Linked DNA regions of Homo sapiens: region 2 is linked to region 1. Evidence: read pairs that join two places in POLR2A ChIA-PET (ENCODE). Cell type or tissue: IMR-90. All regions are shown on one strand.

What was found. Peaks named below come from ENCODE experiments on the same cell type or tissue, not always from the same donor. Only the 100,000 strongest peaks of a DNase experiment are listed, where the experiment ranks them.
Region 2: POLR2A ChIA-PET joins it to region 1 with 6 read pairs; 6 of 35 experiments call an interaction of 5 or more read pairs at or near these places.

What each region holds. Positions count from the first base shown.
Region 1 is chr1:205,371,478-205,379,477 of GRCh38, reverse strand. It overlaps LEMD1-AS1 (LEMD1 antisense RNA 1), which reads right to left and starts at 6,226. Exons shown (of 4, transcript NR_038425.1): 1 at 6,044-6,226; 2 at 153-424. It overlaps LOC105371698 (a long non-coding RNA gene), which reads left to right and starts at 828. Exons shown (of 3, transcript XR_922462.2): 1 at 828-1,046; 2 at 1,169-1,197; 3 at 2,318-2,568. RefSeq lists silencers at 2,963-3,257, 6,803-7,097. In IMR-90, a CTCF peak has its summit at 3,079; DNase peaks (open chromatin) are centred at 3,077, 4,577, 5,107 and 6,937; H3K27me3 peaks cover 1,518 bases.
Region 2 is chr1:205,465,908-205,473,907 of GRCh38, reverse strand. It overlaps LEMD1-DT (LEMD1 divergent transcript), which reads right to left. Exons shown (of 3, transcript NR_148934.1): 3 at 4,884-7,287. Among named protein-coding and RNA genes, the nearest start is that of TRK-TTT8-1, 4.2 kb to the left of the region's middle. In IMR-90, no CTCF peak of the experiment used is centred here; no DNase peak of the experiment used is centred here; H3K27me3 peaks cover 2,724 bases.

The sequences.
Region 1 (8,000 bases):
CCTGAGTTTTTTGAAACTCCGTCTCAAAAACAAAAAAAAGTCTAGAGTTTAAGATGTCCAATATTGTTTAAAATGACCAAAAATGTAATATAATTCTGATTCAAACAAACCAGCTGCAGAAAAAATTATGATCAAGGAGATGCGAAACTGACCCGATTCTTGGTGGTATTCAGAGAGGTTTGGTCTGACTGAGCTGCAGCAGCTGTCCGACTCCCAGGGGAAAAAGCGAAAGGCTGAGAGAATCCCAGACACTGGCCTGACACGTTGGAACTGCCGAAATTCCATGAAGGATCCAGATAATGGCCATCACATCATCATTTAAGGCAGGACGTAAGGACTAACCATGTCTCTTCTCCAGCTCTACATATTTCATCCTGAGCAGCAAGGGAGGCTGAGAAAGTGGGCGCTGGAGCCTTGGCAGCCTCTGTGTTAGAAGAGGGAGAAGAGGATTGGTCATAGGAGTAAGCAGAGCCAACCTACAGTGGTGGCCACATGCACTTAAAAAAGAAAACTTCTGTTGTGTTGTTTGGTTTGTTTGTTTTGAGACAGGGTCTCACTCTATTACCCAGGCTGGAGTGTGGTGGATCACCGCAACCTCCACCTCCCGGGCTCAAGTGAACCTCCCACCTCAGCCTCCCGAGTAGCTGGGACTACAGGCATGTGCCACCATATCTGGCTAATTTTTTTTGTATTTTTTATAGAGATGGGGTTTCACCGTGTTGCCCAGGCTGGTTCCGAACTCCTGGGCTCATGTGATCCTCCCAAAGTGCTGGGTTTACAGGCGTGAGCCACTGCGCTCCACCAATACTTCCGTTCTTAATAAAACCAAACATGATAAAAAATAAAACTTCTAGAAAGTTTCCTCCATTATTTTCAACTTTTCCCAGTTCTTTTATGTTAGAATTCTGGAATCAGTTTAAAGAGACTGCACAGACAATTACTTTTGTGTCTGACCATTCAAGGTGTGAGTTCCCAACCAGCAGTATCAGCATCTCAGGCTCCGTCCCAACTACTGAGCCAGAATCTGCATTTCAACAGGATCCCAGGTGATTCCTACCCAAATTAAAGTTTGGGAAGCATTGTGGTGGCCCATCCCTATCAGATGCTGTGATATAGTGATATAATAAAAAATTTATATTTTGTCTCTGCCCCGGTTCCTGGCACACAGTTCCTAAAACTGTTGGAATCTCCTGAATGGTAAGTGTCTTTTTTATGCTATTTGACATGACTGGTGGCTGGCGGCCACTAGATAGCTTCAGGATGGGGACAGGTCACCAGAAAGATCAAGGCAGGATTCTAGGGTTAGAACTTTCAGTCCCATCCCCCCAAACTCCAGGAAAGGGAGATGAACTGAAGGTTAAGTCAATCATCAATGGCCAGTGATTTAATCAATCTTGCCTCCATAATGAAGCCGCTATAAAAACCCAGAAGGAGTGGGTTCAGAAGCAGGTTCTGGGTAGCTGAACCTGTGGAGATGCCTGGAGGGTGGAGTGCTAGAAACAGCGCGGAGCTCCGTGCCCCTTCCCACATGCTTCACCCTGTGCATCTCTTCCATCTGAATGCTCATCTGCACCCTTTATTATTAAACCAATACATGTAAGGGAAGTGTTTCCCTTAGTTTTGTGAACCACCCTGGGAAATTAATCTAACCCAAGGAGAGGGTCCTAGGAACCTTGATTTATAGTCGGTTGTTCAGAAGCACAGGTCACAATGTAGGGTTCTTAACTGGCATTGGAAGTGGGGGGCAGTCTTCTGAGACTGAGCCCCGAACCTGTGGGATCTGATGCTGTGCCTAGGCAGACAGTGTTGGAATTGAATTAAATTATAGGGCATCCAGTTGGTGTCTGATGGAGAATTTGGTGCCAGAATTGCTTGGTGTGTGGGGAAAAAACCCACACATCTGGTGTCAGAACTGTTGTGGTGGGTGGGAGTAGAAAAAAACACTTTGGTTGGCCAGGCATGGTGGCTTACACCTATAATCCCAACACTCTGGGAGGCTGAGGCGGGCAGATCGCTTGAGCTGAGGAGTTTGAGACCAGCCTAAGCAACATAGCAAAACCCTGTCTCTACAAAAAATACAAAAATTATCCATGTATGGTGGTGCATGCCTGTAGCCTCAGCTACTTGGGTGACTGAGGTGGGAGGATCGTTGAACCCTGGAGGTCGAGGATATAGTGAGCCATGGTTTCGATACTACACTCCAGCCTGGGTGACAAAGTGAGACCCTGTCTCAAAAAAACAAAACAACAACAACAAAAAACCCCAAAACAAACAAATAAATGAAAAAACACTTTTGTTTTTTTCCTATCTCTAATAGATCCATATATAGGAGGAGTCTCTAAAACTCAGGCCAGAGGACCAATGAGTTAAGCCTATCAGGAACCTAAGTGCAGTGGGGACGTGTTCCCTCTTGGAGAAAAACTTGTCTTAAAAGAAGAGACTCAAGGCATACAAGTTTGGTCCCAGGCAATGTGTCACCATCTATTCAACAGTCGATTAGCACCTCTTGTTCCCTTGCAATAAAATGACAAATAAAACCAGCCAGGCACAGTGACTCACATCTGTAATCCTAGCGCTTTGGTAGGCAGAGGTGGGAGGATCACTTGAGGCTGGGAGTTGAAGACCAACCTAAGCAACATAGCAAGACTGTCTCTACGAAAAAAATAAAGAAGAAGAAGAAAAGAAAAATTAGCTACTCAGGAGGCTGAGCCCAGAGGATCACTTGGGCCCAGGATTTCAAGGAGGCTGCAGTGAGCTATTATTGTGCCACTGCACTCCCCCTGGGTGACAGAGCAAGACCCTGTCTCTAAAAAAAAATTTTTTTAATCAGTATAGGATATAGTTCCTGCTCTTAAGGAACACACAGTCTGACAGGAGAGATGGAAAAGTCAACAGATAGTACGGTGTTAAGTGACATCCTTTTGATGATGGCATAGGGTACCCTGGAAGCACAAAAGAGCAACCTTCTCCTATATTGGGAATAGACAGGGGTAGCTTCCTAGAAAAAGTGGTATCACAGCTGAAGCCAGAAGGATGAGTAGGACTCAGTCCAAATAAGGGAAAAGTGGGCGAGGCTAAAGGAAAAGTCTGCCAGGCGAGGGAGCAGTATTTACAAAGACTAGTGTGTGAGAGACTGCATGGCAGGTTTAGGAAGCCACAAGAGAGTGAAGCGGGTGGGGAGAGATGCGGCTGGAAAAGAAGGTGGGATTCAGATCATAGAGGGTCTTGGGACCATAGGAAGGAAAATATGGTCTATGTTAAAGTTTGAACTTTAATGGAAGCCAATGCATAAGAAAAGTAACTCTTCTAAGGACTAACAGTGTCTGCCTCCCTGAATGTCTTCCGTGTCAGTTGCCACAGCCCCCTGAATGAGAGCTGGAGAGACAGGCTTCTAAGGAGGGGCCAAACCAAGGAGCTGTGTGCTGAATCCCTTGAGGGACTTGGGACAGGGGAGAGGCAGGTCAGTTTGCAGTGTATTGGCAGCAACAGATGTGGGCAGCCCAATGTGGGTGCCTTTGATACGGGCAGTGAATGGGGCAATGCTACTGGAGCAAAAGCAGCAGAGAAGGAATAATGAGGTGCTGGCTGGTGGCTGAGATAGCTTTGTGGGGCTCCCAGGGAGAACAGAATTGTGGCTGCAATTGCCCAGTGCAAATAGATAGGACAGGGGAATCGGGGGTGAAGAGGAACAGTTAAAACCTCTCTGCTTAGAAAACTCTAAGAATGCACTTGCCCTGTTTTTTGAGTATTTGTGATGTGACCCAAGTGTTTTATGATTCTTTTTTTTTTTTTTTTTTGAAACAGAGTCTCACTCTGTCACCCAGGCTGGAGTGCAGTGGCACGATCTCAGCTCACTGCAACCTCCGCCTCCCAGGTTCAAGTGATTCTCCTGCCTCAGCCTCCCAAGTAGCTGGGATTACAGGAACGCACCACCGCACCCAGCTGATTTTTGTATTTTTAGTAGAGATATGGTTTCTCCATGTTGCCCTGGCTGGTCTTGAACTCTTGACCTCAGGTGATCCACCTGCCTCGGCCTTCCAAAGTGCTGGGATTACAGGTGTGAGCCACTGCACCCAGTTCATGATCTTCTTTTTAAGGCTCACCTTTCCCTGGTAATTTGGGGAAAATAGGTCCAGGGAGTGGAGGCTGACTGACATCCCAGGATCACTGCCATCAAGCTGACCTCCGCAGAGAGCTGATGCAGGCCAGGCCAATTCTCCCACTGCTGCCCTGTCCCTACATTCTCCACAATACAGTGACACAGGCTGTGTAACAGGCTTTTCTGACATTTTAGATGGAAGGGAAAATGTATATGAAATTGAAATGTGGGGAGGGAAGAACCTTAACACCAAACGCTAAATGAATCATTCCCAGAATCCTAGGAAAATGAAAAGTGCTAACCCCATTAAAAGTGCATTGAAGTGGCTAGCTTTGCTTTCTGCTTCAGGATTCATCGTTTTCCAAGGGCCCCACCTTTAATCCTTCAGAGTGATTCTCCACCCTGAGACCCGCTTACAGGGCACAGTTATACCTCCCTCCCAGTGACTCACAATGATTCAGACGTAGTGCTGGTCTCAGACACAATCCTGCCTGAATCTATATAAAGAAAGAGAAAAATCTCCCTCACTCCACAACAGCATACTATGCCAAGATTTCTCCTGCTTCCAACGTGCAGAGTGTATTTGTTTGTTTTCAAATCTTATGCTTTGTTCTGTTTCTGCAGTTTCTAGAGCACAGCTGGGGACCTGGTACGTAAAAAACCGGCCTTACCTCAGTGCCTTCTCCAACAGCAGAGTCATTGACCCACCCCTATCCCAGCTATACAAGGACCCATGATCTTGAGATTTTCTTGACCTTGGGCCAAATCAAATTCCAAGGCAGGGCTCTAGTCTCAGCAATAGGAAGAGAATTAGTCTAGAGACTGATTTCTTCTTGTCAAGAGCAAACTCCTTGCCAGCGAGGTGTTTTATTTTTTCAATTTCAATGACTCGTCTGCCTCCCCTACAAATCTTGGAGCTCCTTGTGTCGAGGACTGTATCTTAATCATCTCTGGATCTCCTCTCGAAGTGATGTCTGTGCTACCTCCAGAAAGAGCCCATTTCCATTTTGAGCAGTTTCCAACTCAAATAGACATTTGAAACCACAAAACCAATACCCCAGATTTTGCTTCCTGTTTATCCCTGTGATGAGAAGTCCCTAAAATGAGCAAACTGCTGTTGAAAGGCATTCCCAATCAACCTCATTATGCAGTGTTTAGCCTTCTAACACACTGTCATTCCCACGGCATCCAAAGTCCTCATTCCTATAAATGTCACTATTTACAGCAGGGTCAATCCTGCCACCCAGCAAAGGTGTTCTCCATCCCATGGCCAAACAATGAAGTGGAGCCCTGGCTGGAGAAACAGGATTGAGCTAATTGCATGTCACACAGACACACTGGATTTCACAGGCTTGTGTTCTACAGATGGGGCGATGAGGCCAATTCTATTGCATGCATGCTGTTTAAATCTCTACCCAGTCAATATTCAGGGTGGCAGATGGAAGAAATTCTTAAAGGCTCTATTTCTGTTCTTCGACATTCAAAGAAATACTGTGCTACCACCTCTTAAAAATAATTGGTTAAGTACCAAGTTATTTTCATTGCCACAGTCATAAATAAAGAAGTGCTAGACCACAATGTTTATATCTATAGTAGTTGATAATCTTACATGCAAGAAAAATGATTGTTGATGTTTAGGAGGTTGTTTTTCTTGCTTTTTTTCCTCCCTTCCTTTCCTCCCCTACCCCTACCTCCCAGCCAAGAAAAGTCTTGTTGATTAGAGTAACAAGAAGGGGCTGATTTGGAAGTAAAATTAAACTTGACTCTTTCCTGAAGCAAGAACGTAATCTCAAGACTAAAATAAGAAAGTGCCTAACCAACTTGGCATTTTATTCTGAGGAAGATTCCCGATAGAAACTTGGATGGAAGAAAATGAAAGGGAAGCCAATTAGCCTGTGTTAAGCAATGCTAACTTTTAACAAGCTTGCTCAAGAAGAAATGAACCTGTTAAGAGGGTCATCCAGGGCTTCCTTGCCGCCTCGGTGCACAGCTCAATCATGCTTCCTTCTTGTTCATTTTGACAAAGCAGGTGAGTGATGAGCAGGAAAAAATTATGAGGAGGTGTTGGAGCAACTCGCTAATCAGCACTGCTACAAGATCGCCAGCATTTACAGGACCGCATTCACTGAGAAATGATGGCTGCTATGAATGTTCTCGTTTGTGGGCGTCACCTAAACACAACCCTGCCTAATGAATCAATCTCTGGAGAGCCAGAGGGGGCTATTCTAGGTACTGCAGATGTGGATGAGGACAGCTCTCCTCATTTCCTGGCAACAGGAGACTGGTGTGACAACTCTAATTCCTGGAGAGCCATTGGTAAAATCCTCCTTGGGTTCAAGAGTTAGCTAAAAATATGTGGAGGGGAAAGGATGAGTTTGTCCTTTTTTTTTTTTTTTTTTTTTTTTTTTTTTAGTTTATTGCTACTGGGTTTTTTTAAATTTGTCTCTTGAAGGAGAATGGATTATTAATGTTCATTACTGTTCTGATTAGGAGGCAGCCTTTTTCCCTTCCCAGATTAATGTTGGGCAACCCTTCAAATTGGCAGAGAGAAGGGTAACTCCACAACCTGTATGAACAGGGATGGCTTTGCTGCTGTGAAGAACATGTTGCTCTCACTTGCATTACTAGAAAAGAAAGGTGAGATCTGGTCTAAGAAGGGCTGAGGCAGAAATTTAAAAATAAATATGCATTAATTCACTCCGAGAAAAGTAACAGGCAAGGCAAGGGTTAAAAAGAAAAGAAGCAAGTTTTCCTCTGCTTAGCAGCTCACTTCAAGGACAGTTATAAGATAAGGCTGTCCGAAAAGCCAAGGCCAAAGGAATGGGCTCCAGACACCCACTCCTTCCTCCAGAGCAAGGTTGAAAGGAAAAAAAAGAAAGACAAATTCCTTTACTGTTACTCCTTTCCCTGGCTTCTTAAGCATAACTATGTTTTACAAATGTCTGTATTTAGCTAGTTCTTGTTTTTCTTTTGTCTCAGCTACAAGGCCACCAGCTATGCAAGGCCACAAGTTATGCACTATATGGTTAACTGCCTTTGTTTTGCTTTTGTAAGCCCGCTTATAAAAACCCCGCTCTGTCTTTGTTCAATGCTCAGCTTTTTGGATGTGAATCCACTGAGCCGGTGCATATCTTAAAATAAATATCCTCCTGTTCTGCCATATCGGTCTCTCCATTCCTCAGTTTACCTCAACGGGGCAACGTTAGGGAGAGTGTCCTAAGCAGAAGATCCAGGATCCAATTCTACCTCTGCCCTGGCAGGCTCCCGTGGGGCCTCAGCTTCCTCATCTGTAAAATGAGCACTAGAATGATCTGAGCCAGAAACTATGCAATGGGGAAGCTTAAAGACATTACGTTAAGTGAAATAAGCCAGTCAGAAAAGGACAAATACTGTATGATTCCATTTACATGAGCTACCTGGAGTAGTCGGATTCACAGAGATAGAAAGCAGAATGGTGTTGCCGGAGCTGGAGACTGTGGGGAATGGGGAGTTACTGTTTAATGGGTACAGAATATCCATTTTGGAGAATGAAAAAAGTTCTAAGATGGATGGTGGTGATGGCTGCACAGCAGCATGTATGTGCTTAGTGCCACTGAACTGTACCCTTAAAAATGGTTACAATGGTAAATTTTGTTATGTATATTTTACCACTATTTTTTTGAGACGGAGTTTCCCTCTTGTTGCCCAGGCTGGAGTGCAATGGTGTGATCTCGGCTCACCGCAACCTCCGCTTCCCAGGTTCAAGTGATTCTCCTGCCTCAGCCTCCTGAGTAGCTGGGATTACAGGCATGCACCACCATGCCCGGCTAATTTTGTATTTTTAATAGAGATGGGGTTTCTCCATGTTGGCCAGGCTGGTCTCAAACTCCCGACCTCAGGTGATCCGCCTGCCTCAGCCTCC
Region 2 (8,000 bases), 94 kb before region 1:
ATGGGTGAGAATCAGAGGAATTTTTAAATCTGGCTTCTGCTTTTGTTTCTTGGTATTGAAGCCATTGGATTTCAGTACTGAAACTTCCCTATCCCAATCTTTAGTGAGGCTGTTAGGCACCCAGAAGGTGCCAACACTTTGCTGCTGGGCATCCAAACCCAACACTGCAACACTCATTCATTCCACTTATGTTCCCAGCACTGTCCTAGGCGTGGGTATGCAGCAGTGAACGCATCTGACATAAGCCCTGCCCTCCCAGAGTATTCTACAAGGAGGAGATGAATAAACAACGTAAATATGCACTATAGGTTATATATACAGAGCCCATACTAGACAACGGTCAAGGGTTTAGACTAGAGAAAAATGAAGTACATGCAAGGGATACCAAGTGCTGGGGGGTGCTTTGAAATTTCAAACACAGGGGTCAAGGATGTCTTCCCCATGGGGCTGACACACTGAGATAGCTCCTCTCAGCCCGGCTGGCTTCCAGGAAGGCTTCTCCCCAGCTCCAGGGAATGCGTCCATTTCCTCCCTAGCACGGACCCTGCGGCCAGGAGGGAGGGCCCTGGTTGGATCTGCCGAGGAGAGAGAGAAGAGCAGGGACCCTGGAGCGGAGGACTCGGGTGTGCTCATCAGATGGTCCAGGCACATGGCCTTGGAGGATGGTGGGGGGCTGGGGTGGGGGCAGGGGAGGAAAGGGGCTGGGGCTGGCAAGTCTCAGGGGAATATTGATGAGTTTTCTGGCAAGAAGTGACAGGGCTGGTGGGGACGGTGTAATGAAGACAGATGATCTCAGGCCAGCTCTGCTCATCTTCCTGTGGGAGGAGGAGGGGCACAACCCGGGTGGAGGGTGGGGAGTGGGCTTGCCAAGTGCCCGCTGTGCCCTCTCCTCTGGCACCTTAGCTCTCCAGCTGCCCCAGCTTCTCCCCGCTGCCCCTCCTTCCTCCACTCACCTCAGCCCACGCTCTTCTCTCCTTCCTGCCCTGCTTTCTCTGGAGAAAAGACCCTTTCCCCTTCCCCACTTTTCTCTCTTCTTTCTTTTCTTTTTCCCTGTTTCTCCCATTTGCCTGTCCCTCCACAGCTCTCTTTTCTCACTTCTTTTTCTCTCTGCCCACCTCCACCCCCAGCCTCCTGACTGTGACCTCCAGAGCAAAGCGCTGTCTTTTCTCTGGGGATTTCCTAAATTCTCTAAAACAGCGGCGACCCCCGATTCTATCAACAATTTATTCAGCGCCCCCTGCATGGTAGGCACTTGCTGTGCCAGCCTGCAGACCAGGGCTGCACAGTACCAGGGAGGAGGGAACATGGAATATTCGATTTTCCCTGACTTCCTTCCTTCCTTCTTTCCTTCCTTCCTGCCTGCCTTCCTTCCTTCTTCCTTCCTTCTTTCCTTCCTTCCTTCCTGCCTTCCTTCCTCTTTCTTGCTTTCTCCTTCCTTCCTTCCCTCCCTCCCTCTTTCCTTCCTTCCTTCCTTTCTTTCAATCGTAGTAAAATACACAGAACATAAAATTTACCACTAGTGACATTTATTTTTTATTTATTTTTTTGAGACGGAGTCTCACTCTGTCGCCCAGTCTAGAGTCCAGTGGCATGATCTCGGTTCACTGCAACCTCCACCTCCCAGGTTCAAGCAATTCTCCTGTCTCAGCTTCCCGAGTAGCTGGAATTACAGGCGTGCACCACTTCTGGCTAGTTTTTGTATTTTTAGTAGAGACTGGGTTTCACCATATCAGCCAGGCTGGTCTTGAACTCCTGATCTCGTGATCCACCCACATCAGCCTCCCAAAGTGCTGGGATTACAGGCATGAGCCACCGTGCCCGGCCACTAGTGACACTCAGTACATTGGATGTGTGTCATCACCACCATCTAGTTCCAGCACATTTCATCCCCCCAAAAGGAAACCCCATTCCCATGAGCAGTCACTCCTATTGCCCCTCCTCTCAGCCCCTGGCAACCACTCGGCTGTTTTCTTGTCAGTGGACTTGCCTATTCTAGATATTTCATATAAATAAACATGTGCTTTTTGTGTCTGACTTCTTACACTTAGCAGAATGTTTTCAAGGTTCGCCATGTTGTAGCATGTATCACTATTTCACTCCTTTTTCTGGCTGAATAATATTCTACCATGTGGTTATACCATATTTTGTTTATCCATTCACCCATCAGTTGATGGAATTTGAGTTGTTCAGGTCACTGAATTTTGAAGCAGAAGCCCTAGTGTTGAGTTCCATGCCACTCCTACCTGTGTGGCCTTGAGCAGCCATGTATGTCTTGGAGCACTGATAATTTCACCTATGAAATGGAACTGTAAAATTTTAAGTCTCTATGCTCTTTTAGAGCATAAGAAGAATGGTCTATGATCTTCTAGCTTGATAAGTTGGAAACTGCCTCTCACCTCTCTCCTTCTGTACCTCTCCCATTTGCTATTGAATTTGGGATCAATGTTGAGTAAAAAAATTCATGTGCCAGCTGGGTGTGGTGGCTCACACCTGTAATCCCAGCACTTTGGGAGGCTGAGGTGGGAGGATCACAAGGTCAGGAGATCAAGACCATCCTGGCTAACATGGTGAAGCCCCATCTCTACTAAAAATACAAAAAATTAGCCAGGCATGGTGGTGGGTGCCTGTAGTCCCAGCTACTCGGGAGGCTGAGGCAGGAGAATGGCGTGAACCCGGAAGGCGGAACTTGCAGTGAGCCGAGATCGCGCCACTGCACTCCAGCCTGGGCGACAGAGACTCCGTCTCAAAAAAAAAAAATTCATGTGCCAAAGTCAGGTGGACTAATGTTTATTGTTGTGTCCATTGTCACCTAGACCATTTTCCTGATTTATTTATTTATTTTTATTTATTTATTCTTTTTTAGATAGAGTCTTGCTCTGTCGCCCAGCCTGGAGTACAGTGGTGTGATCTTGGCTTACTGCAACCTCCACCTCCCAGGTTCAAGTGATTCTCCTGCCTCAGCCTCCCGAGTAGCTGGGATTACAGGCACTGCTACCACACCTGGCTAATTTTTGTATTTTTAGCAGAGGCGGGGATTCTCCATGTTGGCCATTCTGGTCTTGAACTCCTGACCTGAAGTGATCTGCTTGCCTCGGCCTCCCAAAGTGCTGGGATTACAGGCATGAGCCAGTGTGCCTGGCCCATTTTACAGATTTAAACATGCATTATTTTTCAAATTTTAGTATCTTTGAAATTGGCACATAGTTTACAACCAATGGTTGTATAGTAACTAATAAAACTCTTTATTTTTCTAGTGGTTTGTAAAACAATTGTGCTTATTCCAATCAACAGTTCAAGGTTAGTGTAACATGCTAGGAATAGGTCAGTGAACATCACCATGAACAATAAGAGAAATAAAAACTGACTTCCTAATGAAACATTTTTGATGTAAGTTAACTGATATCCTGGTATGTGAACTCTCAGCTAAATGAGTTGGTTGACATGGAAATATTGATTTACTTGAGCTGACATAATGTCAACATCATTTAAAACACCATGCAGACACACCTTGCTGGCACAAATGGTTCTAAAACACTTGGCCACCGTGGTAGGGCCATAGATTCCATGAGAAAATACTTGCGAATGGACTTTGTGAACTGAGATGCTAGATGGTAGTGCAAAGGTGCGGTTATTAGTCTCTCATTCTCCCAAGGCTCCGCCTCCCTGCCCTGCCCCCTCCCACCCTCTCCAACATGGGAGAAGTCGCATACAAATACTGAATATTTTTGCCTTCATTAAAACAGGCCAGATATCGTAATTACATCCCAGAGAGCAGAGGGCTCCATCTGAAGGGAGGAGAGGGAGGTGGATGAAAGTCAGTCAGACATGCAGAATTCATGAGCTTGGCTAATTGAGCACCTCCACTAAGAACAGATCTTAGCTGACTAGGGAAGAAAACCATATCCGGTTGTCCTGGCCCTGCTCAAACCTTGTCTCCTCCCGGAGCCTTGAGTTGGGCCAGCCTGCCTCTGAACTCCCATGGCAGGCCCTCGGTCAAGACCTGAGCACTAACTGCTCCTGTGGCTGTCCTCTGTCTCCAGCTAGACTGTGAATGAGTTGAGAGCAGAGGCGTTCTGTGAACTCTTTTCTGTGAGTTTTCTCATGGCTATGTGGCAGGAATGTAGTAGAAATATGGAGAGGAGTCAGGAATAAGGGCAGTGTTCCTCAAAATGTCCACCCAGACCACCTGCATGGGCTATCACCTGCTGGAGCTGGTTACAAATGAAATTCCTGGGAATCCACCCAAGAGACTGTATTTCAGTACGTAGGGCCCGGGAATCTGCATTTAAACAATCTACCGCAAATAATTCTATGCTCAGTACAGTTAGAAAACCACCAAGTCTAAGGATTAAACTAGGTGATCCTGCAGGTGCTTTCCAACCCAACAGCCTGTGATGTACTTTGCTGTCTTCTAAGCATTCAGTCCTCCTCCTCTCTGTCCTTGAAAGCCTACTGTGTGTCTCGCTTCTGCCAGTGTAGGAAACTGATGCTCAGCCAATGTTCAGGAAAAGCGTCAAAGGGGAGACTAGCATTGCTGTCCCTGCTCCCAGCAAGAGAGCAAGGAGGGTGGAGGAGGACAAGATGGGGCTGTGGGCTGGGGAAGGGGAAGGACCAGAACAGGAGGGGGCTGAATGAGCCAGCAGGAGGTGCCTTGGACCTTGGCAGTCACTGGGGGCCCTGCTGGTCCCATGGCCCCTGCACTCCCTGCCCACCCAACTAGCCTGCCCAAAAGGAGGGAACAGTGCTAGCCAGACACCTTTGTGCTTTGATCACTAAGAGAACTCACTACCACCAAGAAGAATGAGCTGCTGAGGTTTAATAGAACTTATGTCAGAGGATGAGGAACAACTTGTGGGGCCTTTGGCTTCACTAAGCTACATGCAGAGCTGTGACTCTGGACCCATGCCATGGAGATCCCTGTGCTTGATCCTCCAGCCAGGTCCCTGATGCACCCCTTGTCTGAGGTGAGCATGCTCAGGGTTTAATAACGGCTGGTGCAGCTAACGTTTATTATGTCCAGCCCCCAGCTAAGCACTTTACATGCATTACCTCATTTAATCTCTATGCCGTCCCTACTAATAAACCCCTTTTGCAGATAGGAAAACTGACGTTGTGATGTATGGTGTAACTTGCACAATGTCACCTGGTTCTTTCTTTTTCTTTTCTTTTTTTTTATGACAGAGTCTCTCCGTTGCCCACGCTGGAGTGCAGTGGCACAATCTTGGCTCACTGCAACCTCTGTCTCCTGGGTTCAAGCAATTCTCCTGCCTCAGCCTTCCAAGTAGCTGGGATTACAGGTGCCCACCACTGCACCTGACTAATTTTTGTATTTTCAGTAGAGACGGGATTTCACCATGTTAGCCAGGCTGGTCTCAAACTCCTGACCTCAGGTGATCCACCTGCCTTGGCCTCCCAGAGTGCTGGGATTACAGGCATGAGCCACCATGTCTGGCCTGGTTCTTTCAACTGGTGTTTTACCTCTTCCTCAGATGTCCATCACTATCCCTGTTGCTCTCCTCTTTATCCTCTCCGGCCTGGCTCTGTCCCTCTTATAGCAAGGGGCCTGGAACTCAACCTAGCGCGAATGGTCTAAGGGTTCTGTCCTGGTGTGGGACACTTCCCTTCTGTTGATGCAGCCCTGTGGTGGGCTTTTCTGGAAGCCTCACCACACTGGTGTTCAACCTGAGCTTACTGTCAGGTGAAGCCCCTAAATTGATGCTTTCTGATCCTAACTCTCTATTCTATTTTTATATAATGGGGATTCTGTGCCCAGGTACAGGAATTTACATTCATCCCTATTAAATATTTTCACCTACATGCTTCTTGGTTCTGTCTGTTACATCCCCTATGGACACACACACACACACACACACACACACACACACTCCTCTTTCCCAGAAGACAGATGTGTATTTTGGACAATCTACTCCATGGGGACTATCTGTTTTCCACTCTTACCCTTAAAAGTAAGGAAACACAAGTTGTGTACATGTTTCCTCCAGGGTTTTCCTGGTCACATTGCATACTCAGGCGAGAGGGCTTCATGACCAAGCGTGCAGGCTCTGGGTCAGACTGCCTGGGTTGGAATCCCAGCCTGAGCACGGAGCCTTGTGACCTTGAGATATTAATGTAGCCTCTGTACTTCAGTGTTCTCTGTAAAATAGCGATAACTATATCTATCTCACTTGTTATTCTGAGAATTAAATGTGATAGTTGGCCGGGTGCAGTGGCTCACACCTGTAATCCCAGCACTTTGGGAGGCTGAGCAGGTGAGTGGCTTAAGGCCAGGAGTTCGAGACCGGCCTGGCCAACATGGTGAAACCCCATCTCTACTAAAAATAAAAAAATAGCCAGGTGTGGTGGCATGTGCCTGTAATCCCAGCTACTCAGGAGGCTGAGGTATGAGCATCGCTTGAACCTGGGAGGCGGAGTTTGCAGTGAGCCGAGATCACACCACTTCACTCCAGTCTGGGAGACAGAGTGAGACCCTGTCTCACACACACACCAAAAAATGTGATAGTAATTGGGCAGTAAATATGTTGGCCTCCTCGTTGCCTCTTCTGGCTTCTCTGGGTCCCCCGATCTTGCTTTCCCATCCTGACACCCTCCCACATCTGTTTGACCTTAGTTACAAAGAGAAACACAGAATTTCTGTGATGAAAGGGCTTCAGAGGCAGTCCAATCCAGCCCCTTTGTTGTACAGATGAGAAAACCACAGTCCCTCCTGCCATTCCTCTGTTGCTTCATTTTGTTCCAAAGTCGTTGTATTTCCAGCACTCCAGTTACCACCTTTTCTCTCTCCAGCTCACATAGCAATCAGATCAGGCTGCTTTTCCCCAGTGCAATCAGTGAGCTCCCAGCCTCCAGCTTGCTGGATTTATGGCTCTCTGCTGGCTCACGGGGTCCTTAGGGGTCTGTGTAGCTCAGGAGTTATGGGCCAGCCGAGACAGGGCTTTCAGTGCACTTGGCCCAACTTGTCAGTCACCTCCTGGGGCCGGTTGCATGGAAAAAAGAAAATCAAATACCAAGGCCAATATGCTGACCACATTTTTATGCTCTTCATTCAAATCCAAAATGTTCCCTATGGGGCATGCTGGAAGCTGTTCAGAACTGAAAGGCAGAGATCGTTCTCCAACTGGCCAGGAAAGGAGGACTACAGGGAGGATGCCGCATGTCTGAGCAGTTTGTGTCCCTTCTCAGAAGACGTTGTGCCCATGTGCCAGGGCAGTGCAATGACAGAGGGTGGTGGGGTAGAAGCTCTGATTTCTCTGAATTCTCCATTAATTCCTTCAAAAAAAGGTTAATAGTTATGTAACTAGCTTTTAGACAATTCCTCGACTTCCTCTTCCCAACCAAAGCACCAACTTTAGCCCCTCTAATACACACATTCTGGGGCCAGCCCTTTGCCAGAAATAAGGAGGGGCAGCCTACCTAGGCTGTTTAAGGCAGTTTTGTAATGCAGGGGGTGGATGTTGTATAGCTAGCTTTCTTTCCAAGTAAGGAAAAAATACAATAATCATTTCTTAAGATAAAGGACATTCTAGGCTGGGTACAGTGGCTCACACATGTAATCCCAGCACTTTGGGAGGCCAAGGCAGGCAGATCACTTGAGGCCAGGGGTTCAAGACCAGCCTGGGCAACATGGCAAAACCCCATCTCTACTAAAAATGCAAATAATTAGCTGGGCACGGTGGCACATGCCTGTAGACCCAGCTATTCAGGAGGCTGAGGTGGGTGAATCACCTGAGCCCAAGGCTGCAGTGAGCCAAGATCGTGCCACTGCACTCCAGCCTGAGTGACAGAGTGAGACCCTATCTCAAAAAAAAAAAAAAAAAAAAGAGAAAGAGAGATAAAGGACATTCTAACAACACTAAGGGTGGTGGGGAGAGAGAGAGAGAGAGAATGGACAAAATGTCAGACTAAGGAACAATCTTTAAATTGAATTAATTCGGCATTATTAAAATGCCAACTGATTGTCTTCGCATTTGCTTTTTGCAGTA